Linked DNA regions of Mus musculus: regions 2, 3, 4 and 5 are each linked to region 1. A link is a loop called in an ENCODE intact Hi-C map of the cell type or tissue named here. Cell type or tissue: heart. All regions are shown on one strand. Region 1 holds the start of Gm51919 (a long non-coding RNA gene). Region 2 overlaps Map3k14 (mitogen-activated protein kinase kinase kinase 14). Region 3 holds the start of Gm39397 (a long non-coding RNA gene). Region 4 holds the start of Map3k14 (mitogen-activated protein kinase kinase kinase 14). Region 5 has its middle 19 kb from the start of Arhgap27os3.

Region 1 (5,000 bases):
CGGGCGACGGCCGGGGGTCCTCCGCAGCCATGGCGCGCCGGCTGGGGGCTGCCGAGCAGTGCACCTGCGGCGGAGGGGGCGGCCGCCGATGCACCTGCCCGAGCCGGAGCCGACCCAGGCGAGGCCGAGAACACAGCGGCGCGCTCGCCCGGCGCCTCCGGGTCCTAGAACCGCAGCTCTCCACCCTAAGCCCGGCAGTAGGGGGGTCCCTAGGCCCGAGCCTGGAGGAGGCAGACCCCCGGGCGGAAGATTGTCCAACCAATCCGCGCGCGCCTTAGAAACCTAAGGTGGCGCTGAGGTGCGGTTGGTGGGCGTAATTGCTGCTGGGGGTCCCCCTTTGGGGTCCCCAACTAAGAAGATGGGAACCCCCTTCCAGGCCCCCCACCTCTGTGTCTCTCCTCCGTTGGGCCCAGAGATGATCTGAGGACCAGAGGGAATTATCTGCAAACAGGTTGGAGGACAATGACATAGGTCAATTGAGACCTGACCAGATGTGACTGTGCCAGCATCTTCAGCAGTTTTAGACTGGGGGCACTCGTGGAAAAATGAGGTTGGCGAACCTGGAGATCACTGTGGTGGTGCCAAGGAGAAGTAGGGCACTAAGAAGGGTTAAAGGCAGCTGCTAGGCTGGGGGAGGAACAGGCACCTCAGATGGGTGGAAAATCTTGACACTGTCACCATGAGGGACCTAGGCTGGCTGAAGAATGACAATCTTGGCTATCTGATAGTTACAGAAAGATTTCTGTGATAGTGACCAGCAAAGGTAGGTATGGATGTCCTTGTTTCTGTAACGGTAACAAGGGGCCTTTCCGTAGCTGTAGCAAGGGGTCTTGTCCAAGGCCACACAGATAATTAGGGCAGAAACGAGCCTCTCTGTTCATATCCAAAAATCTATAGCCTCGGACTCTTCTTATTTAGGGTAGGAGAGTGGAGAAGGGGTAGGCCTTCATAACCGGGGCTCGAACTCCATCCTGAATTAACACCTCTAATTCTCCCACTTAATCTGTGGGGCTCTTGAGTCAGCCCCTCCCTGTTCTGCCAGTCCATGGGGTGAGGTGCCCTACACTGAGGGAGCCTTGAACTTTCTCTGTGCCAGCCCAGGGGCTCTAAATGGCTACTCTAGGTCATTCCCACCTCTCTAGTTCATACTCAAAGCCACTGACAAAGGATTCAGCAGGAACTGGGAAATTAATTATCTAATTATGAGGAAAACCAGACACAAACCTGCACGCTCCCCAGCTTGACCTGATTAAAGCCTTCCTCCTGCCAAGTTCACCATCGCCCCTGTCACCATGGGAGAGATAGTCTCATTTCATGTCCTGAGCAAGGACTTCCAGGGTGGGTGGAAACAGGGTCTCCTGGAGCCTATAGGAAGGGTACCTGCCCTATGCCTACCTCCATCTTCCTTAGCCTTGACCTTGGGCCTTGCCTGAGATTAGTAGTTGAGAGATTTTTGTTTATTTATTAAAGACTGTACTTCCTGATTCTTCCATAGCTGTCTCTTTCAATTCATCAACAAATGTTTCCTTCGAGCCCCAGCTGTGTGCCCAGCTGTCTGCTTACTGATGGGGCTTCTGGGACTCTTAAGGTGTCCCTAACCTTGGACACAGCCTAGCAAGGAACGGATTCAGAAGCTGGGAGGGAGGGTATCTGCATTGAAGTACTTGTGGGGTCAGTGCCCATGCCTCCTCTGCCCATCACTGCTACTTTGAGGGACACCGAGAAGCCAGAAATTGGGCCTCTACTGCAGTAATTGCCAGCCTGCATCCTCATTGCCAATTGCCTCCCACCCAAAACCTGGTGGAAATAAAGCTAAACTGAAAAGGGCCTATCATGTGGGAAATTATCATATTAACAACCCTACATCCTCCCTCCTGCTGACTAGGAACGTGAGTTACCAAGGAGATGTGATCAATCATCACCTATTCAATTCTGTTGGCTTCATAGAAAGCATCTTCCCAAAACATGGACCACAATGGAGAAAATTCTACCAGCAAAGCTTGGTTGTCAAGTTTAGGAACAATGTTTCCTTTCCGTAAGTCTGCGTTGCCCCCTTCCGTGTGCAGGTGGTATGACAGGCAGGACGGACTGATGGCTGTGGTGATCGATACAGTCACACAGCCAGGGTGACATTTCCAGACCATTGTCACTTTGTCATCTTTAATGGAAGGAATGTGCAGCCATTGGGAACACTCCTAACTCAGGTGACTGAGCATGTATCAGTAGTCAGTAGATGTCTCTTTAAGGAGAAAGGCAAGCTATGGATGTGGCTCTGTGGTCAAGTGCAAAGTGCACAGCATGCACAGAGCCCTGGGTTCAAGCCTCGATACTGCAAGAGAAGAAAGGAAAAGGTTAGGCTGGTGAGCAGGCACGCACATGAACTCTGCACTCTGGATACTGAGGCAGAAGAATGGGGAGTTTAATTAAGAAAATCTGGCTAACAGGCTGGAGAGATGGCTCAGGGGTTAAGAGCACTGGCTGCTCTTCCAGAGGTCCTGAGTTCAATTCCCAGCAACCACATGGCGGCTCACAACCATCTGTAATGATGGGATCTGATGCCCTCTTCTGTCATGCAGGCATACATGCAAATAGACAGAAGGAAGGAAGGAAGGAAGGAAGGAAGGAAGGAAGGAAGGAAGGAAGGAAGGAAGAAAAGGAAGGAAGGAAGAAAGGAAGGAAGAAAAGGAAGGAAGGAAGGAAGGAAGGAAGGAAGGAAGGAAGGAAGGAAGGAAGGAAGGGAGGGAGGGAAAGGAAGAAAGGAAGGAAGGAAGAAAATCTGGCTATCCAGCAAACCCCACTCTTATAAATGACAAAAGGCCACAGTGAGGGGTCCATTGATAGAGTTCTTACTGTGCAGATCTTTAGCACCCAAATCAAAAACCAAATATAGCCGGGCATAGTGGCGCACGCCTTTAATCCCAGCACTCAGGAGGCAGAGGCAGGCGGATTTCTGAGTTCGAGGCCAGCCTGGTCTACAAAGTGAGTTCAGTTCCAGGACAGCCAAGAGCTACACAGAGAAACCCTGTCTCGAAAAACCAAAAAGAAAAAGAACAAACAAATATATATATAACGAGTGCCTGTAATCTCAGCCAGGCAGATGGCAGATTAGGAGTAGGGGTTCCCTGTAGGTTTGCTGTCCAGTGAGCTAGCTCTAAGTTCAGTGAGAGGATTAAAAAAAAATGTAAAAGGGAGGAGGGGACTAGAGAGATGGCTCATAAGTTAATAGCACTGTGTGCAGGCCAGGTACGGTTGTATCCATCTTTAATCCCAGTTCTTGGGAGGCAGAAGCAAGTAGATCTCTATGAGTTTAAGGTCAGACTGGTCCACATAGTGAGCTCCAGGCCAGCCAAGACTACACAGTGAAATACTGCCTCAATACTGCCTCAACACCATCCCACCACCCAGAAAGAGCACTGGTTGCTCTTCCAAAGGACCTTGGTTCCATTGCCACCACCCACATGGTGGCTAACATTTGTAACTCCAGTTCCAGGAGTTCTGACACCCTCTTCAGGTCTCCACCAACACAGCATGCAAGTAATATACAAATATTCATGCAAGCAAAATACCCACACATATAAATTTTTAAAAATATGTATTTATTTATTTATTATATGTAAGTACACTGTAGCTGTCTTCAGACACACCAGAAGAGGGCATCATCTCATTACAGATGGTTGTGAGCCACCATGTGGTTGCTGGGATTTGAACTCAGGACCTCCGGAAGAGCAGTCAGTGCTCTTAAGAGCCATCTCTCCAGCCCCCAAAATACTTTTTTAAATAATAAGGCAGAGACCCAGAAACATGGCCCAGCAGGTAAAGGTACTTGCTACATAAATAAGACCTGAGTTCAATTCCTGGAACTTACATAAAAGTTCAAGAGAACCTATTCCACAAAGCTGTTCTCTGACCACCGCTTCATGGCAAACACACACACACACATGCACGCACGCTAATGATTAATAAAATAAGTTTAAAAAATAAGGAGGAGAGTGGTGAAGGAAGACACTGGGCATTGACTTCTGACCTCCACATGCACACACATAAGCATACTTGCTGCACATGAAAACACACACACAGCTTAGTGTAATAGCACAAGCCTATAATATGGCACTAGTGTGGAGGCGCTGAAAATTGGGTGTTCGGATCCAGCATCGACTTCAGGGTGAGTTCAAGGCCAGCTTGGGCTACATGATACTCTAACAAAGAAAAAGGACAGTGTTGATGAATGTATCCTTCCAGAGATGTTTGAGTGTGTACAGTGCGTGATGCATGTGTGTGTTTGACATTCTACAGTGTCAAACACCTCACTTCTCTTTTTATACCTGCTTGTGTAACTCCTTCCACCACTCCCTCCTCATGAATATTCATTTTATATCAATTCCTTTTGTTATTATTATAAATATCAAGCTCTCTCTCTCCCTTTCCCCTCCCTCTGAGACTGTCCTTGGACTTCTCATTTTCCATCTGCCTGCCTCATCTCCTTAAGTGCTAGAATGGCAGACATATGCCACCATGTTCCTCCTGAACTTTAAATTTTTTGACAAATATTCACTGAATTGTCACACACAAACTTGACCAACTTGCAGCAGCAGCAATGGAGGAGTATGGTGGTCTGAATGAAAATGGCCTCACAGGCTCATTGTGTGTATATCCTTGGTCCCCAGTTGCTGGAACTGTTGGGGAAGGATTAGGAGGCGTGGCCCTGTTAGAGGAGGTGTGTAATGGAGTGGGTTTTGAGGCTTCAAAGCTACCAGCTATCCCCACAGCGCACTCTGCTTCCTGTCTGTGGCCTTGGATGTCAGCTCCAGCACTCTGCCTGCCCACCCAGTCCTACGCTTCCCTCTTTGAGACTGATAGACGGACTCCTATGCCTCGAGAACTGTAAGCCCCAGATAAACCTTCTGGAAGTTGCCTTTTATCACAGCAATAGAAAAGTAAGTAATACAATGAGAATGGGTGTTTCCAGGCGTCTTCACAGTCTACTGATGAACATCCCCTCC
Region 2 (5,000 bases), 65 kb before region 1:
GGTTCATTCTTGGGCCAGACATCAAAGCTGAGCCTCAGAGTAGAAGGATAAGGGAAGAATCTGTAAGCTTTACCTCAGATTTCATACAGGCTACTTGAAGGGAGCAAGCCCCACCCACCATCCTCACCCCTCCGCAGCAGGAGCACACACTGAGTTCTTGCCAGCCTGGGTCATCTTCCACTCGGATGCCAGGACCTCGTGCCTAACCTCCTTAGCCGCAGTTCCCCCTCCCCAGTCCACCAGGGCAGGCTCAGCTGTCCCTTCCGAGAGGAGAGGTGGTGGGAGGCGGTGAGACGGTGTGAAGTGTCCTACAGATGGGTGCCCAGTGATGGGAGCTTAGTCACCAGCCTCTCAGCTGTTCCTCGGCTGACATCCTCCGAGTCCTAAGCAACAGGGTAAACAACCCTGATACATTTCTCTTGTCCTGTGTCCCGGGCAGCTGGAACAGCTCCAGGCATAAGGCCTGGACTTCCCAGGGCTCTGGCTGTCCACCCTCAGAGCTCCTAGCTTCTTCCTCCAGCTCGTGGGGTAGCATCAGCCTCTCCTCTCTCTCAGTGCAAGGGTTAGGGCTTGAAGTTTGTCCTGTACAGTTTTTAGCTCTAAGACCACATAAGAGCTCACTTTAGGGCTTTTGCCTTGTGAGTATGAGGCCCTGGGTTCTAATTCTGATACTACATACACAAAAAGTTCCCTGAGTTCCCGGCAGAGAACAGCAGACAGTCTGGGAGTCAGGCTCAGGCTGCCTGTTCCCGTTCCTTGCTCCTGGGAAGGAGCCTGAGGATAAGTGGCTGCCCCTTGGTCCTCCTTCCAGAAACTTCTGTAGGCTTAGGTCACATGCTTATCGGCCTCAGATCTAGGCCTTAATGCAAGGCTTTGTCTTGTTTTTACGGTTTTAATCTTTTATGTATCTTTAATTAATTCTTATGACATGTTTCTGGTGGGGGGGGGGCACACATGTCATGATGCAGTTGTGGAGGCCAGGGGTTGGCAGGAAGCAAGCACCTCTACCTGCTGAGCCATCTCACCAGCCCCCTTTTCAATTGTAAACAAGTACTGGCTCACCATAAATGAAGTCAAATGCCACCAAACAAAGGTTTTCCTTGTCCTCAAAAATGCCATCTGTCGTCTATTTTTTTAGACTCTTTATGTTTAAATTTGGCTTATCTTTTATGAAAATGAGATCCAGTCCTAAAGATTATTCTACACTGTGGTTCACACACACACACACACACACACACACACACACACACACCCCACACACACCATGAAAGACATGCTAGGCAGGATTTCTCCTTGGTTCACATAGAATGGTCAGGCTTTTTAAGCAACCAATAAATAAGTTCTCCTTGTTGGAGAATGTACTTATAGGATCTTTAAATTCTTAGAACATGATCCTAAAGTTCATGTGAGTTGTATGTGTGGTCATGGACACAGTTTGATGGCAAAGAAACCATATCACTAAGCAGATTCTCCAAGAATTACTATCTGCCCTCAACAAGAGTGAGCAACTGCTTGCTTTAAGCCATCTGGCCCAAGCATAGAATTCTGGGAGCCTCCTTTTGGCTCTGTCACTGATCTGGAATAGAGTGTCACTGGCCAAGTCAAACCAGCTGTCCTGGAATACCTGCTTTGTGCCAAACACCATACAGGGACCGGGGACAAAGATGTGGAATCCAAAGGAACTAGTGTTTTGAAGCCTTGTGTGTATGTGTGTTTACTCAGCACATCTGTGGAGGCCAGAGGCAGCTTATGCACTGGGTGTGGGGTGTGGGTGTGGGTAGTTTTGTGTGTGTGAGAGAGATCTGTATTTGGTATGTGATGTGTGTGTGTGTGTGTGTGTGTGTGTGTGTGTGTGTGTGTGTAGAGTATGTGTGTATGGTATGTGATGTATGTGGTGTGTGTATGGTATGTGATGTATGTGGTGTGTGTATGGGATGTGTGGTCTTTGTGGCTCTGTGTGTGTGTGTTGTGTGTGTGACGTCTCAGGATTGAACTGGGGCCTCACACTCAGTAGGCAAGTGTGTTCCAGTGAGCTATATTCCCAGCCTCTTGAGCTTCCAGCCAGTCCTCCCTTCACACTGTGAGCATGCTGGCATTACAGATGTGCAGGGCGACACTGGCTTTTTCTGTGGGTTTCAGAGATCAAATTGCGATCACATGCTGGCTCTGCTGATTTTCACCTGCTGAGCCATCTCCCTGGCCAGGGCTAGAGTTTTAAACAAACCCAGGCTGTGCTGGAGAAGTGGCATCAGCCACAAACCCTTGTTTGCAAGCAGGGATCAAAGGGACACCGTCTGAAGGAGGAGGAGGAAATGGGGACCCTGACTTCTTAGGCTTCCGTGTCCCATTCTGTGTTCTCCCTCCCATCATGGATATTCCTGCAATCTTCAGAAACTTGTGACGTTACCTATACCCCACTTATGACAGAGAAAGATTACTGTGCTAGAGGAAATAAGGAGGTTGGAGGAGGGAAAGTTGCCCCCAGGCTCAAGCGCCCTGGCACTGCAGCGGAGGGAAGTGACTTCCGCACTTGTGCCGTGTTGGATGCTGTCTGCAGCTTCCCGGGAATGCTGCTCCTGTGGCCAGGAGTCCAAGCTAAACCTGGAGTGCGGCAGCGATAGGGTCGGGCCTCCCAACCAAGGCTGTGGTACTCTGTTTTCAGTGACTTCAGATGAGTCCTTTGTGCCAGCCTCAGCTTCCCCATCACACAGAGCCACCCCTCCAGAGTCTGTTGTATGAAAACCATCGTCTAGTGCTGAACAGCACCAGACATTTGGTAGTGGATTTTAAATGTAAATTCCCACTCACGTCCCATCACAGCCTAGCATGAGAACCCTGAGGTTCAGAGAGGTGCTTCAGGTGCTGTCTGGCCATGGAGAAGGGGAGCCTTCTCCATCGGACTTTACATGCGCTAACTAACCAAACTTAATATTCTTTAAGTAACCAAAAGAGAGACATTGTCCACTGAGAGGCAAATGTCCAAACCCCCAACATGGACAGAGCAAGTCTAGAAACAAAAGCTGGGCCAAACTAGTCTGTTACCGCTGTCGCCCCCTGGCGGTGCCGCTCCAGAGAACCCACAGCAGCCAACAAGTTCGATTGAGTTGGCAGGAGGAAGTGGGAAGCCAGCTCTGCCCAAGTGTCTTAGTCACCAAGCATGGAGAAAGACCCCATCTCTCTGAATCCTCACACCACCCTGAGCAGGCAGCTGTGTCCCCACCATTCTCTTAGACACATGGCTGATGGCAGCAAGAGGCCTTTCTGTGAATGGCCTAACCAAGAAGCTAAGCACAAGATGTTTGTATCCATGGCCTAATGCCTCCTGCCATGCCAAGATGCTGGAGCCCACAAATAGGAGTGACCCCAGACTTCCAGATTAGGAGAAGCATTGGCCAGCCCATCCCCAGGAGCCTCTGTGTACCCAGATGCTAGGGAAATAGCTACAGGGCAAACAGTAATATAACTGCAGGCCTGTCTCCATGGACAGTTTGGTCCTTTAGGAAATAAGTAACGGGCTGGGGAGAGAGTTCAGCGGATGAACTACATCTCGAGGACTGGGGTTCTGATCCCCAGAACCCACAGAAAAGCCAGACAGGCATGGTGGCCACTTGGAGACAGGGACATGAGTTCCCCAGGCAAGCTCTGTTTCAACAGAGACCTTGCTTCAGTACAATATCAACAAACACACGTAACACACTATGAAAAATCAAAGCAGTTGCTATGAGGGGGACTGGAGAGATGGCTCAGCAGATGTTTGGCTCCCACATGGCTACTCACAACCTCCTGGACTCTAGTTTTAGGAGATCTGGAACCTTCTGCCCTCCTCACACACACAGAACACATGCATGCACTCTAAACACACATACACACAATTAATTTAATTTGGGGGGTTTTTGGTTTGGTTTGGTTTGGTTTTTTTTGTTGTTGTTGTTGGGTTTTTTTTGTTTGTTTGTTTGGGTTTTTTTTGTTTTTTGTTTTTTTTGTTTTTCGAGACAGGGTTTCTCTGTATAGCCCTGGCTGTCCTGGAACTCACTCTGTAGACCAGGCTGGCCTCGAACTCAGAAATCCTCCTGTCTCTGCCTCCCGAGTGCTGGGATTAAAGGCGTGCCCACCTCCAATGCTATGGTCCTTTAATACAGTTCCTCATGTGGTGACCACCCCCAACCATAAAATTATTTTCATCATTGTTTCCTAACTGTAATTTGATATTATGAATCATAATAAATTGACCCCTGTAAAAGGGTCACTCAGCCCTCAGGTTGGGACCCACAGGTTGAGAACCACTGGTGCAGCGACTCCTCACAGAGTCAGGCATCGCAGCACATCCTTATTATCCCAGCACTTGCTACGCTGAGGCGGACTGGAAGTTCAAAGCCAACCTAAGATACATGATGGGGCCTGTAGCAGGTACAGGGTAGGCAGGGTTCACAAGACCTCGTGGCCTAGAGATTTTCCCCCAGAGAGCTGGGGTACAGAATGTGTTTGCAGATTGAGGGTGGAGAGAATTCCAGGAGTCTGGAAAGAAAGAAATGTTTCTGTGTGACTGTTTTTCATGCAGTCAGCACTGTGGCCCTGATACCTGACACCAGGGGACTATACATGGGTTATGCTCATTTCCCAAGGGCTGGTCCCACTGGGCCTGGGCACCACCACTGAGAGCATTGTTAGCTTCTATGCATAGAATTCCAAGGGTTCCCCAGCCCGCACCCCTCACCCTGACACAGGGGCCTCTGGGTCTTTCAGGTACGACTCGAGGTGTTTCGGGTAGAGGAACTAGTGGCCTGTGCTGGTCTGAGCTCGCCCAGAATCGTCCCTCTCTATGGAGCTGTGAGAGAAGGCCCGTGGGTGAACATCTTCATGGAACTGCTAGAAGGTGAGGAGACAGGTCCCGTCTTTATCCCTCTCAAGGTTCAAGGCCAAGAGGTAACCCCCACTTAGACCCTTGCCTCTCAGGCCACGTCGGACCTCTTAGCCCTGCTCCCTTACCTCACCTGCCCTTC
Region 3 (5,000 bases), 250 kb before region 1:
GAACAGCACTGGGCTACTTATTTAAGCAGTTGGTCCCCAACACCTCCCCTTTCCATCCTTATGTGCCCCTCCCCCATCCCCAAGTCAATCTCCAAGACAAAGAGATTTAGCAAGCTTTATACACTCATTTAAAGGACTAAGGTACCACAGGGTAGACAGATGACAAAGTCCTCTGGCTTCTTTCAGGCTGGGAGTCACCAGGGAGAGGAATGGGGAGGACCCAGGTGGAGCCCTAAAGGAAGATTGGTGTCTAGTTAAGTCTGAGAGGCAGGCTGGGTTCTTACCTTTGGGCTTCCCAACACAGATAGCATTGCCCAGATGGAGTGCCCACCTGTAGCCCAGAGCCTCTTGCCAGGCCCCACAAGCTCTGGCTTCCGAAGCCTTGGTGGGATGGTGAGCTGTCATCTTGCGTTCTGGAAGAGAGGTAAGAGGGGAACACACCCATTCAAAATAGGAAAGGGACGGTGAAGGACGGACGGGGAGTTGTACCTAGCATCCTAACATATGAGCCCCTGCATTCTGTCCCTAGTCCCCAACCCCTGAGGTGTGTGTGTAGGGAGAGGGAGTGATGACATGGACTTGAAGCCTACAGCAGAAGTGGAAAGAGGATAAAGAGGCTTTCTGAGGATGGTGACGTTGAAGGAGGGTTTGGCGCCACACTATGGAAAGTTTGGGCTTCTGCGGCTGGAGGAACCTGAGACTCGGACTTGGGGCTGCTAAGAAAGCTTCAGACTGCAGTATCCCTAGGGAGACAGAGGACAGCAGTCAGAGGACAGCAGTCAGTGGGACAGCTAGCTCAGCCAGGGAGCTCAGTGCCTAAACAGTAGAAGGAGAAAACCAACACCTACAAATTACACACATGGTAGTACCTTCCCTTTCACCACTACACACACACACACACACACACACACACACACACACACACACTAGCCTGCAGCACATATAGTAAAATTGGAATTATACATACCTTAGCATGGTCCTGTAAAAGAATGACACATTTGTGAAGTGTTCCATATGTATACACACATACACACACACACACACACACACACACACACTAGCCTGCAGCACATATAGTAAAATTGGAATTATACATACCTTAGCATGGTCCTGTAAAAGAATGACACATTTGTGAAGTGTTCCATATGTATACACACATACACACACACACACACACACACACACACACTAGCCTGCAGCACATATAGTAAAATTGGAATTATACATACCTTAGCATGGTCCTGTAAAAGAATGACACATTTGTGAAGTGTTCCATATGTATACACACATACACACACACACACACACTATATATATATATATATATATATATATATATATACACACACATATATACATATATACACATATATACACATACACACACACACACACACATATATATATATAAAACACACACACATATTGAGATAGGGTCTCAACACTGTAGCCCAGGCTGGACTTGAAGTCACTATGATCCCTCGGCCTCAGCCTTATAAATGATGTGTTTCGGCTATAAGATAATTTTGTTTTTTTTTTTAATTTTATGTATATGAGTACACTATAGCTGTACAGATGGTTGTGAGCCATCACGTGGTTGCTGGAAATTGAACTCAGGACCTCTGCTCACTCCGGCCTGGCTTGCTCCAGCATATGTAAGTACACTGTTGCTATCTTCAGACACACCAGAAGAGGGTGTCAGATCTCATTACAGATGGTTGTGAGCTACCATGTGGTTTGAACTGGTTTGGGATTTGAACTCAGGATCTTCAGAAGAGCAGTACAGTGCTCTTAACTGCTGAGCCATCTCTCCAGCCCAGGATAATTTTGGTTTTGTCGGTCTGTTTTGAGTCTGGGTCTCACGTAGCCCAGGCTGCTGCTCTACTACCTGTGTCTAAGAAAGACTTTAACATTAGGACCCTACAGTTATCACCTTCTGAGTGCTGGGATTATAGGACTGTGCCATCCTGCTTCCGTGCTGGGATGGATCTCAAAGGTTCATGAGCTGGACAACCACTCTGCCAACTGAGCTACATCCCAGACTTCTTTTCATCATTGTATGTGCGGGTTAGACAGCGTGCAGAAGTTCCTGGTGTCGGTTGTATCCTTCAACCTTTACGTGGACTCATGATAACCAAACTCGGGTTTGCATCGGCAGCAGCAAGCACCTTTATCCACTGAACAAATGAACCATCTGGGTGCCCTGCCCTCGACTCAAACAGAGTACTCAGTAAGAACTCAGTACGCTTCTCTCGTAACACACTGTGGTGCTGCTTCCTCCTTTCAGCGTGAACTTACAACCTAATAAAAGGTCAGCTATTGCCACAATGGTGTAGTGAAATACACCGTCTTCAAACTTAAGGGTTAGGACAAGAATCCTCACGGGTCCTCAGCCGACTATGCTAGCGATGGACACGTACTGCTGGCTGGTTTCTGAGCCCCTGCAGCCCAGTTCCATCCTGCTGACTCTGTCACCCAGGCTGGAGAGGCAGCAGGTACCCAGGAGAAGCTCTTCTGCGAAAGCAGAGGCCAGCACAACCTTAGGAAGTCTCCGCAAGCACAGGCTTAGTATTTCATGCCACAGGCCAAGGCAAGCCACTAGGGGAAGCCCGGTGCCGGGGGACAGGAAAGGGCAGTGCAGCCACAATGAGACTGGATGCTGGGAGGTGCTGGAGACTGAGACCTGGTACTCTGCCAGGGTATGAGGAGCCCTGGTTTGGAGGCTGCATAAACCTGAGCTCATTCTTCTAGTGTTCACCATAGCGACAGGAAGTGGCCTCTGGACTCAGTTCTCTTTGGTGTCAGAAACCCTGATGGGACAAGAACCATAACTCCTTCCTCTTCAACCACACCCTTCCTGAAGTGCTTAGAACTGAGCCATGCCTCATGAATGACTTGGGAATATTCCCGAGTATGTTTCAGTTTCAGTCTTTTTCCTTCACCCTCCACAAGTGACTTGTAGAACACAGACTGGCTTACCAAGGCATCGCATGATCCACGAACTATAGAGACTGTGCCCTTTGAAGCTGAGATCTGCACCCAGGGGTCTCTGCCACCAAATCCTGAATCTATTGCCTCCCACAGAGAATTCTGAAGATAGTGTCCCAATCCTCACATTCAGGAGTTCCAGGCCATCTTGGGCTACCTAATGAGACAAGAGCTCACCACTCCTGAACCACCCCCCGCACCCCTAACACCACCAAAAAGATTCGCATCACCTAAAATGTCCTGCTAGGAAAGCTGTCTAAAGGTGTGAATCCACTCAGTGACCCACTTGAGAACTCCAGGTCCTGAGCTTGCCCATCAGCACTGACCACTCCCTCCCAGGCTCCTTGGGGTAACTACCAGGCAAAGGCAAGGCTCGTGACAGCTGTCCTGCTGCAACTGCTGCCTTCCTAGGGGAACCACTGAAGGAGGACTGTGATGAACCCTGAAGTGGGCCCAGGCCTCATGCATGCAGAGGGTACCCTAGGACAGTTGGTGACTCATGACAGTTACTCCCCAGTCCCCACAGCATGGAGTCATCTCAGGTTAGGATGATAGAGGAAAGGGATGGTCAGTGTGCCATAGGATGCCTTGATTATAACATATGTGGATGACTTTATATCTTGTCATAAAAACTGATGGCCCCTGGGCTCCAGGCCTTTTGTAGTGTTTGTTTGTTTAGGAGGAAAGGTTTGCTTTGGCATGCGATTTTGGATGGATCAGTCATCACTGAGTGGGCCTGCAGCGGGACAGTACAACATGGTGACACCCTGCACACACACACACACACACACACACACTTGGAAGAAACATATTCACAGCTGGGTATAAAAGAAGGAAGAAGAGGTGTGGTCCTATTGTCTCCTCTGAGGCTCAATTCCTAGTGACTGAAAGACCTCTTTCTAAGTTCAATTTCTTAACATTTCTATAAACTCTCCACAGCGTCAGGCTAAGGACCAAACCACTATCATGTGGGCGTTTGGAGGTCATTCAAGTTCAAACACAGGAACAGCTGGATTGGTCAGCTCCCACTGCTCCAGGTAGGTGGGGCTTCCTTAAGGAGAATTCTAATGACTGAAGGCAGGTCTGCAGTCTATTCTTGTATTTTAGGAACATTCTTCTCATAGTCTTTGTTGACTCTGTAGTGAGTTTTTAAAATGAGGGAGAGACTAGAAAAAAAAATCTTCTTAAGTAGGGGTTGAGTAGCGAGGCTATCCCAGTACAATGTGATGCTAAGCATTGTGTTTTGTGTAGAGAAAAGAAGGTCCAATACTGGTCACTGCTCACCTATCACTATGTAAATTAAACAGCTATTTAATAAGTGCAAATGAAATAACGTGTAAGAGTTAGCCCTTAACATCACACAAGCCATGTTTAAAGTGTTAAGTACCCACATGTAGCTGATTAAAGGTCCACGGTTCAAGGCCACTTCCTCAGCATGCATCTACTCCATTTTTATTGTTGCTTGTTTTAAACATAGTCTTGCTATAGAACACACTAAGTAAACCAGGCTGGCTAGGATTACAGGTGAATGTCACCATGCCAGGCTCACTTCGTCAGCTCTAACAGATCATGTTTCTATAGGGCCTTTCTGGAAGGACACAGAGAACACTGGGGATGGCAGCTGTCTTCACAAAGAGAGCCCAGAAGGGTGCAATGCAGGACGCCTCCCCTGTGTTTTCACTCTCACCGTGTAGTCCTGCCTGGCCTGGAGTCTCAGAGGTCCACCTGCCTCTGCCTCTCGAGTGCTAAGATTACAGGTGAACATCACCATGCTGCCAGCCTGGAGTCATGGGTAGCTGTGAGCCACCCAACAGGGGTAGAAGGGACTGAACTCAGGCCTTCTGCAAGAACGGTACACACTCTTAGCCTCCCTCAGGTGGTTTTCTGATCTCCAAGTGTAAAAGCATACACACACACACACACACACACACACACACACACACACACAGTGTGGGGAGGCGTGGGGGGAGAAATAATGTGTTCGGGAACTGAACCCAAGTCTTTTCTCTCTA
Region 4 (5,000 bases), 99 kb before region 1:
GACTGTCGTGTCTTAGAGCAGGAGGAAGTCAATTTTGCCCAAAGCTCTCCTAGTGGGTGGGTATTTCGAGAGAGGAGAGGGATGTCTGTGTTCCACCTCACCCTCTGGAGAGAGACAGGAGAAAAGTCGCTGAAACCAAGAAGCAAGCGCTGCTTTTCCCTAATACTTTTCTTGCTAATGAGTCTATTGGTTTGTCCCCTGACCACCCCCCCCAACACACCTGCAAGCTGACCCTTCTGCAGACCTTTGAGTCAACATAAGAATTGAGTCTGTTCTCACTAACACATCCTATTGAGTGTAGGCTTAAAGAGCAACCATCCCAATGGACTAGACAACACACAAAAGGGACCCAGGGCCAGAGACTCTGGTTGTCAAAAAAAAAAAAGGAGGGGTGAGAAGGAGATGGCAAAAGTGAGCTAGCCCTGCAGGGAGCGTCTGCAGATTCTGGGCCTGTTGCCCACATCTTTCCTGAGAAGTGCTTTGCCCAGCGGCAAACAGGTGGTGGGAGGGAAAGACAGACACCCAAGAGACCTGATACCAACCTGTACATCTGGCCCAGCTCTGCCTCTCTCTCTGAGTCAGAGATGCCAAGCCCTAGGGGTGAGAGGAGCGTTTTTTAGAGGCCCCCAGCCCTTTTTATTTTCTTGCCTTACCATCTCTCAGCTGGCCACTAGCAAGATATGTCCCAGAAACTGACATATAGGTTCTGCATATACTGAAGTATAGGCTCAGTGCAAGTCACAGCCAGAAAGGCTTCCAGGGACAACTCTTGACACGGTTGACACTAACGTAACAATGGACTATGGGCAACTGCAGGCTTTGCTCTAACATATTTCTGGCCCAGGGGAGAGGGGTGAGTCTCTCAGGTTCTCATCTAGTTGGCTTTGTTTCCACATAGAAGTCAGGCTATGCAGCTCAGACTAGCTTCAAACTTGTCATCCTCCTGCCTCAGCCTCCTGAATGCAGGCCAGGTTGTGGGGTTTCCACATTGTCTAAATGAATGGCCTTTCTCGGTGTCCAACAACAGATGTCGGCTTGAACTTGTCTCCAGAAAGAAGCTAGGTCTGCAAAGTGGTCACAAGCAGACAGTGGTCTGGCCCTGGCTCAAACCTTTCCAGACAGGCCGTTCCTTATTTCTCAAACCAGCCAAGAATATGGCTGCCACTCCCACCATACCACCAGTCCCTGCATCTGCAGTTAGGATTCCTTGCAGAGTCTCTAAGGTCGCAGCGCATCTTTTATTCTGGAAACATTTTTTTAAAAAACACATATTTGTAATTTCTTATTACCAGTAAACAGAAGCTTGTGGTACAGTAGGAAGCCCATTAGCAAAGTTAGAAAAGAAAAAAAAAATCCATAAATTCCCTACACTCTTTCCCGGCCCCATAAAAAGGGCACTGTAGAGAGCACGTTTTCAAAGACCAAGTCTTCCTGACTCTGTAGTTTAGAATGGATCCCGTGCTCAGCACACACACCATGAAGCTTCTCGGGGTGGAAGGAGACTGTACCACATCTGCACACTCCCTTAGAGCGTTTCAACACCCGGTCTGTCCTACATAGGCCTTTGGCTCCCCACACTTCTCGAGGGTAGGCAGAGCAACCTCATCTCCACACACTTTACAGAACCGGGCTCACTCTACGTGCTCCATAAAAATGTTTCTGGCCCCACCAGGCCCCCACGAAGCAGCCTCGCCCTCAAGCAGAAAGCAGAGAAACCCAAGACCTCAGAGCGAGAGCGCCCCGCCGTCTCCAAGGTAACCAAAGCCGAAGCCGGGAATGCCCACGCATGCGTACAGTCGCCCTTCCTTCCCGTAACCTCAAAAAGAATGCAGCCCGTAAGATTTGCCAGAAGGCGAGAGCGCATGTGTAGTTCAACCAACACCCTGGCCTCCTTCGCCTACAGACCGCCCATCCACCCAGCCTTCGGCGCTGGATACCCTGGCCGGAAACAGTGCCCATTTTGGGGAGGCCTCGCTAGCCAATCGCTGCTGAGGAGTGGCCGGCAGGCCGACCGGATCAAGGCGTTTTATTGGCTAACTTATAGGAATGGGTGGGATCAAGGGTCGCGGTGCGGCCAAAGAAAGGAGGCGGGAAGCTAGCAAAGTCGCAGCCACGGGGGGAGGCGTGGCCCGGGGCGGGGATAGGCACGGGGGCGTGGTCGAGGAGGGGCAGCAGGGGCCCGGAGCGATCGCTGGCCAGCGAAGCGCCACACTCGCTTGTTTGAGGACAACGGCGCTCCGCCGGTAGGTGACTGGGCAGAACCCCGAGTCCTAAAGCGGGACGCCGAGGGAGCGGGCGGGGAAGGGGCGCCTCCCAGGCGGGGACTGGGTTGCAGCCGGGCTGTCCACGAGGGATGGCTGGGAGGGGTGGCCGGGTGACTACGGTCTAACCCGCTCGCACGCTCAGCGCCATCAGCGCCACGCTCGAAACGCCGTGCTCGCCTAGAACCTCCAGGCCGCGCACCCACGGGTCACACGCTTGCCCGGAACGCGCGCGGGTACTGTCTGCTTCCCTTTCCCCAACATCCGTGCCATCGAGTTCAGCCGCCCTACTGGCAGACCTGGCTCCTAAGTGTCCCCCAAGAGAAGGTGATCGCTCCACTGCCCTAGCAGTGACATGAGCAGCCTTTCCCTTTGAACTGCTTGGGATCACTTGTTCTGAGAGGATCACTGCTCTGGGCACTCAGTAGAGCAATGCTAGTCGCTGATGGTGCTGTCCTCCCTCCTCGATGGTCCTTACCCTTCTCTAATTCTGTGTTCTACTCGGAACTTTTGGAATCTGTTTATATGTACTAGTCCCGTCCTGGAAGCTCTTCCCGGCTCTGGCAACTTTCAGCCACCTGTCACCAAGTGAAAAGAAACATTTGTCTGAGGCAGAGATTCCCACCTGCTTTGGAACCTCATCATGTTCATTAACTTCAGACCTCCCCCCCTCCACTCCCCACCCCCCAGTTGAGATTAAAAGATGGCTGACAGCCCTAAAGGATGGATAGGGGTGTGCATGGGCTGTCAAGTGGATGAGTGGAGAAAAGTTTCAAATATCAGTGTCTTAATGACATGTTGTTGTTGTTGTTGTTGTTGTTAATTGGAGACAATGAACACTAATGACTGGATTAAGGGCGCTAAAAGAATGAACTGAACGAGGAGTGGCACCATGACCAGTGGACTTCGGAACACTGGCGAGTATCTAGAAACATAGTCTCTCTGAAAGATTAGAGGATTGTTTCCTAACTTCAGTTCTGCAGGGTTTTGCTTAGTAACTTTCCCATTTAGTGGTAGGTGTGGTCAGATGCATAGACTGTTGTCCAGTTGGTAAGCGAAGTACCTGAACCAGGTGTGAGGGATGATATGCCTCGTCTGTGGCCTCAGAGCCATGAGTGAGGGTGAGTTCTCCAGATCCCTGAATAAGAACAGCATAACCTAACTTTGATAGAGAAAGGGGGGGGGGTTGGGGTGATCTTTTTGCTGTTAATGTGAGAGGATGCTTTGAAGACTCTTGACTTGCTTATGATGTATGTGTGTATTTCCTCTTGTATTTAAAGTGATGTCAAAGGCAATTCCTTTGGATGGATGCCAGCTTTATGAGTTTTTCAGACGCCCTTAAGACATCTTGAAAACTAGGCATGGTGGCACACACCTGTAATCCATCACTGGGAGGCTGGGACAAGGAGGATTTGTTGTGACTTTGAAGCCTGTCAGGGCTTCATAGCAAGGCCCTGTCTCAGAGCACCAGAGAGGAAAAAGAAAGAAAGAAGACATCCTGATTTATTTGGAAGAGTGTGATAAATTTCTCAGAACAGCTCATAATAATAGTTAGTATGTCTGACTTTAATTTTAGAAATAAGTGCCCAGCTGTACATACCCAGAAATACATACCAGAAGTTTGTGAAATCAAATAGTACTACGTGATCAGGCTTCAGGCTTCAGGTCATTTTCGGATTGTTTTTGGGGTGGATGGAGCAGTTCTGAAGGTTGTTGGTTTTTTTGTTTTGTTTTGTTTTGTTTTGTTTTGTTTTGTTTGCCTCTGGTGTCTGTTAGAGTTTGTGGGAGTGGCACCACAGACAGAGACTCTGCCAAATGAACCTTTATCTCAAAAAAAAAAAAAAAAACCTGCCTGGTTTTGCCATTCATTCTTGGCAGATAGGAGTGTGGTTCCTCATTTTGGTTCCCCTGATGAACACAGATTCCTTTGTGATCGGCTCGGGCTGGAGAGGACAGGGCTCGCCCTGATTGGTTGCTCCACCCCAGACAACTGTTGTGAGATTTTTGGTGAGTTCTAGGGTCCATTCTGAGCTAGGGGCTGGGAGGAGATCGGTCGGATGTAAAACGGATAAAAGCTCAGATCTACGCTTGTTCCTTTAGGCCATCCCCCCCCCCCCTTGTCTTAAGAGTTTGCCTGTGAAGTCACTTTTAGTTTCTTTTTTTTTTAATTTTGTATTTATCTATTTATTTTTAACTTCTTGTCTCAGTGGACAGCACATGGGCTTCTTACAGGTGCTTCTCCCCCGGGAAGACCTGATTGGCTTGACAGATTTTTCCCCCCAAGAAGAAAAAAGAAAACTGAAAACTGAATTCAGACCCAGTAGCAGGTCAGCTCGCTGCACATGCAGACAGACAGACAGACAGACGGCTCCTCCGATAGCACCCATCGGCTAGATGCTTTTTTTTTCTTTTTTTCCTGGCAAAAGGTTAAAATGCAACTAAAATTCTGCTTTCGTGATTAATAAGTCACTACCGCAGTTGTGTGTGATGCTTCCTGTTTGCCCCGTTTTAGCATTTCAGTTAAACTGGAGACCTCTGAGCACCCTGGGCACTTCTGGTGGCACCATCGTGAGGTGGGTGGGGAGAAGGGTGGGCTTGGAGAGTTGGATAAGTCAGCCCTCCCTGCACACCAGGATCCCGAATAAGGGAAAGGAACGGTGGCGTGTCTTCTCGGGTAGGGCGAGCTGTTCAAGTGCGAGCACTCTGTTCACTTGGTAAGGCCGACTGCGAGGCTGATGC
Region 5 (5,000 bases), 160 kb before region 1:
CTTTTTCCTTTGCTTAGTCAGCTGTCTTTCAGTGTTGTTCTGAAGTCACCATTTCTCACCTGTGCCACCTTCCCCTGTATACACTATTAGAGACCTGCATGTATCTCTTGTCTTCATTGACCACTTTACAGCTGGATATCATGATGAGTTATTAACCCCGAAAGCGTCCAGAGGGAGAAGGTTTTGTTGTGTCCTCATTACCTATCATAGAGACTGACATAATGGGAGTTCAATAAATACTTGTTCATGGGTGAGAGAGATAACTCAGTGGGTAAAGAACTGTGACAACAACCTTGAAGAGCCAAGTTTGATCCCTGGAATCACATGGTAGAATAGAGAGAACTGGCTCCCCGAAGTTTTTCTCTGCATATTTATGTGAACATGGATGCGAGTGCACGCACATGCACACACACACACACACACACACACTGTAAATAAATGTAATATTCATTCACAACTGAAAATATCAAAAGGCAAGTATCCGGAGACCACATTCCAACCCTGCCCTTTTTTTAAAAAAAAAATATTTTTATTCTATTTTTTGCATGGATGTTAGTGGAGGCTAGAAGAGGGTGTCAGAGCCCCTGGAACTGGAGTTACAGGTGCTTGCAAGGCACTAATGTCAATGCTGGGAACCAAACTCAGGTCCTCTGGAAGGGCAGGGAGCACTTGTAACTGCTGAGCCATCTCTCCAGCTTCCCCCCTCCTCCCTGACATTTCTTATTGAGTGATCTTAGCAGGTAGCTTGCACCAGGCCACTCATCTATAAACTGAGACATCTACATCTGCCTCAGAAGCTGTCCACGATTGCACAGTGAGTCTTGTGCAGCTTTTCCAACCCTGAACCTAGTGCAGGTATGTTTGTGAAATCACATTAGTCTTCTAGGCTAGCCCCGGTCCTAGAGATTTACAGCCACAAGACCACCATGCTGGGCCTGTGAGTCCTTTGATCCCAGGGTCCTGCAGCCGTCTTTTCTGAAGACCTCAGAACAGCAGTGTCTCAGGAAAGCTACTTTTTATATGCTTTGAGGCAAGGGTGTTTGAGGTAGAGCGCCTTGCTAGACCAAAGCGGAATGAGTCTCATTATATTGACAAGAGGGCAGGAAGGGAGCCTGCCTTCCTGGGCCTTTCAAGCCTGGGTGTTCTCCTGCTAGAGGCCTTAGAAAAAGACCTTTGATATGAGATTCCTTTTACTAAAAAGGGGTGGAGGTGGGGTGCCCACCAACAGAACACGCTCCATCCTGCAGTACTCACATGCACCACTAGGTGGCAATCATCAGAAAGACTCTGCGGCCAGTCTTCCTGTATTGTGTTGTATAGCGTTGAGACAGAGTCACAACGCAGTCAGACAGGCCTCCATCTTGCTATAGAGCCAAAGATAACCTTGAGTTTCCCATCCTCCTGCTTCTATATCCCAAGTTCTGGAATAGCAACACACCAAGATCCTTTCTTCTCCTTCCCTTTTTCCACCTCCTCGTCCTCTGTCTGTAAGTCTGTGTGTGTGTGTGTGTCCCGTGTGTGCATGTATCTGCTAAGGCCAGAAGAGAGTATCTGATCCCCTGGTGTTGAAGTCTCAGGCCACTGTTAGCATCCAGGGCCCACCATGGCCTCCTACATAACTGCTATGCACATCAGTCCTGAGAGACGCCAGTCTTAATGAGCCCTACTATGCTATGGGACTGCCTACTCCTCTGGCCTTTGCACACTCCTTACTGTGTGTCTTTATGTAGAATTCTGTATTTTGTCACAGGCACAAAGTGTCCCAGCCACCACCACAATCAAAACAGAATGGTTCTATTGTTTCAAAAACCCCCATATCTGCCAGACATGGTGGTGCATGCCTTTAACCCCAGCTCTTGGGAGGCAGAAGCAGGTGAGTCTCTGCGAGCTTGAGGCCAGCCTGGTCTATATAGTGAGTTCTAGGCAAGTCAGAGCTACAGAGTAAGACCCTGTCCAAAACAAAAACAAAAACAACATTCTTGGGAGACAGCTTACCCAAAGAACACCTGCTCAGAACGTGAGAGGCTCTAGGCAACCTCTACTACCAAAACTGGGGAAGCAGGAATGGGATGGAATTTCTATTTTATGTTATTTTTATTTATTTTTTCAAAAGGTTTTATTTATTCATTTAATGTATGTGAGTGCTCTATCTGCATGTACACCTATGTGCCAGAAGAGGGCATCAGATCACATTACAGATGGTTGTGAACCACTATGTGGTTGCTGGGAATTGAACTCAAGACCTCTGGAAGAGCAGCCAGTGCTCTTAATCGCTGAGCCACCTCTCCAGCCCTAACTTATTATTTTAAGTTCATGAGTACTTTTGCCTGTGTGTAGGTATTTGACTGGTGGCCACCTGTGCCAGAAGAAGACATTCAGATACCCCGAAACTGCAGTTACAGACAATTGTGAGCTGCTGTGAGGATGATGGGACTTGAACCAGGGTCCTATGCAAGAGCAACAAATGTTTCTATCCTCATCAGCCCCCCTCCAGGGGTTCCTCTATCTTCACATCTCCCTGTCTCTTCCCCAATTGACAACCTGGTCTTTCTCCATTTCTCATTTCTTCCTTTGAAACGGTTTTGTAGATGAACTCATACAGCGTGTAGCCTCTGGAGACTGGGCTCTCTGCACTGGGCACAAGGGGCTTCAGACCCAAAAGAACCAGTGATGAGGCTTGTGGTTCCGAGGACTGCCTCTGATAGGTTTTTGAAAAGTCACTCCTAGCTTGAGGTAAAGGATAAAGGGAGGTGAACCAATTTGGAAACCTCCAGAGTTCCGAAGAATAACCAATCCTCCACTCTGGCAGGTCAGTATTCCACCCTCCCCAACCCCACCCCAACGCTCCCTACCTCTACCCATGCCCTGCCCCCACCCCACTTCCACCCCCACCCCTCAGCCCCTACAGCCTGGAAACCCGCCTTGCTTCTCACAAAGGTGCTCACCTTCCCGTAGCATCCTCAGCGAGTGACAGGGATGCTTGGAGCAGAGCTGCCAGCAGGGGGCACGAGAGCCCTTTTTCCTGAGAGGTAATCCCACAGACACACCCAGAGCGAGAGGGGACACTTTGGGACTTTGTATGAGCCAAGCGAACCCAAGTGTCTTCTCCAGTATGTCCTAGCCCACAGGTTTCCGTGTGACTTTAAGCTCTAAGGCTGGGGTAAAGCAAAGGACACATACCCTTAGAAGAGACAAAACTTGGAAAGGAGATGGGGGGGGGAGCTCCCCCAGTCAGAGGTCATTGTTGTTGAGGATGTCTGAGTACCTCCCCCCACCCATGCTACCTCACATTTCCAGGTCTCCCAAGTCCGCGGTGGCGCTGGGTATCAATTTCTCACCCCACTCACGGCCCCTTCTTCTCTAGAGACCCCTTCACACTCCAAGCGTTCTCTAACACGCTCTCCAAGCATGCATCTGGCCTGGGCGAAGGACCTTAACGAGCCTTTGCTGTGTGCTGGCACCAGATGACACTGAAAACCTGGAAGGAAGCCCTGCCAGACTGAAGCGGACGGGCTTTGTCATGATGCAGCTGTCTGAGGCGCCTGTGCTCCTGAAGAGCAACCCCAACAATCACCGTCTCCACGAACAAGACTCAGACATGGGGGCAATAATTTCTGGTCCATTGTTGGTGCCTTATGCAGGGTAAGTAAACAGGTGTTTACACCTCCCAGGGAAAAGCTGCCCAACTGCCCGCTGCCTCCTGTTTGCTTGAGAAGCTTTTGCCCTTCCCAGGCTGTCTTTTCCATAAACCCAAGAGTCCATCAAGAATAGGAGTTTTTGTCTGTCTGACTGGCTGACTGCTGCTCCTTGTCACCTACACATGAACACTGAACGATGACTGTCCCAGCATCTCCCTTCCCTCGGCACGCTACTCCTTCCAGCCTTCTCTCTCCTCAGTCTTCTAGCTGTGAGCTCCCAGAAGGTTCTCTGCCCCACTTTACATCAACCAACCAACCTGTCTCACAGTCTGTCTCCACACCGTCAGCCGAACAACGTTCCTCAGGTGTCCATCACATTCTGTCAACCCTCCTAAAGACCCTCTCCACATTCAGTGCTCAGATGCTGACTGGGCGGTGTGTGAGGCTCACAAGGAGGACGGCACCAGCTGGCACAAGTACAAGAGGTGCCCAGGTCCTATCCAGAGTGACGAGGGCACAGAAGCGTAACAGTGAGCATGCGTGCTGCCGTCTAGACGCTGTTTCTTTTTTAACTCTGTGAGATGTTCCTGGTACATCCAGAGAAAGTTCCCAGAGGTCCTGAGTGCTCACCTCTTTATTCCTTTCTGAAACTTATTTTTACTACTGTTTGGGGTGTGTTTATGTGTGCATGTGTGTAGGTGTGTGTGTGAGTATCTGTGTGTGCACATGTGCATACACTCACACGTAAAGACCTGAAGTCAATGGACTTCATGTTGGCTGTCTCCTTCAACCTCTCTACACTCCACTCACTGAGCATTCAGTGACATTCACAGCCAGCATGCACAGCCTGCTAGCCAGCTTGTCCCGGCAACTCCCTGTTTCTGCCTCCCCAGTGCTAGGATTACCGTTCCCACCACACCTGCCTGGTTTAATATGGGTCCTGGGGATTCAAACTCTGTCTTCACACCTTCAGGGCAAGGACGATGAGCCACCTCCTCAGCCCCTTTTACACTTACTGCAGTCTCTTGTAAATGTGGACCGAGGGACGCTGGCCAGAGCTGGCCACGAGCAAGATAGCTAGCTAGAAAGTAGAGATTACATATTCTGTTTGTATTCTATTTATTTTAAAGCACCTGAGACATATGATACAGGGTTTCTAGTAATAACGTCCCCAGAAAGTATATTCACTGGGGAGATCCTATCATGTGTAAATCATATCCATCAAAAGATTAATAACTGGAATATGTAATGAATTCCGCAGGAACAATCAATGAGCAAGGCATGCTGCCATCTGGACGCTGTTTCTTTTTTAACTCTGTGAGACGTTCTTGTTACATCCAGAGAAAGTCCCCAGAGGCCCAG

The links. Peaks named below come from ENCODE experiments on the same cell type or tissue, not always from the same donor. Only the 100,000 strongest peaks of a DNase experiment are listed, where the experiment ranks them.
Region 2: a loop joins it to region 1, with 4 times the contacts of the local background. A loop is called at or near these places in 11 of 42 quality-filtered maps.
Region 3: a loop joins it to region 1, with 2.1 times the contacts of the local background. A loop is called at or near these places in 4 of 42 quality-filtered maps.
Region 4: it touches region 1 in a loop (7-fold over the local background); 18 of 42 quality-filtered maps call a loop at or near these places.
Region 5: it touches region 1 in a loop (6-fold over the local background); 35 of 42 quality-filtered maps call a loop at or near these places.

What each region holds. Positions count from the first base shown.
Region 1 is chr11:103,165,917-103,170,916 of GRCm38, reverse strand. It overlaps Gm51919 (a long non-coding RNA gene), which reads left to right and starts at 341. Exons shown (of 3, transcript XR_003949776.1): 1 at 341-763; 2 at 1,886-2,035. In heart, a CTCF peak has its summit at 2,063; DNase peaks (open chromatin) are centred at 1,036 and 2,066; H3K4me3 peaks cover 626 bases; H3K27ac peaks cover 352 bases; H3K27me3 peaks cover 3,017 bases.
Region 2 is chr11:103,231,230-103,236,229 of GRCm38, reverse strand. It overlaps Map3k14 (mitogen-activated protein kinase kinase kinase 14), which reads left to right. Exons shown (of 16, transcript NM_016896.3): 7 at 4,744-4,873. All of the region lies in intron 2 of Gm34823 (a long non-coding RNA gene), which reads right to left. Among named protein-coding and RNA genes, the nearest start is that of Gm34823, 15 kb to the right of the region's middle. In heart, a CTCF peak has its summit at 3,058 (motif pointing left); DNase peaks (open chromatin) are centred at 419 and 3,069.
Region 3 is chr11:103,417,144-103,422,143 of GRCm38, reverse strand. It overlaps Gm39397 (a long non-coding RNA gene), which reads right to left and starts at 716. Exons shown (of 2, transcript XR_880238.2): 1 at 332-716; 2 at 102-232. In heart, a CTCF peak has its summit at 2,616; a DNase peak (open chromatin) is centred at 2,743.
Region 4 is chr11:103,264,581-103,269,580 of GRCm38, reverse strand. It overlaps Map3k14 (mitogen-activated protein kinase kinase kinase 14), which reads left to right and starts at 2,180. Exons shown (of 16, transcript NM_016896.3): 1 at 2,180-2,243. In heart, a CTCF peak has its summit at 2,248; DNase peaks (open chromatin) are centred at 960, 1,990 and 4,240; H3K4me3 peaks cover 2,214 bases; H3K27ac peaks cover 1,572 bases.
Region 5 is chr11:103,323,414-103,328,413 of GRCm38, reverse strand. No RefSeq gene overlaps it. Among named protein-coding and RNA genes, the nearest start is that of Arhgap27os3, 19 kb to the left of the region's middle. In heart, CTCF peaks have their summits at 1,255 (motif pointing right) and 3,007 (motif pointing right); DNase peaks (open chromatin) are centred at 1,293, 3,033 and 3,417; H3K27me3 peaks cover 1,127 bases.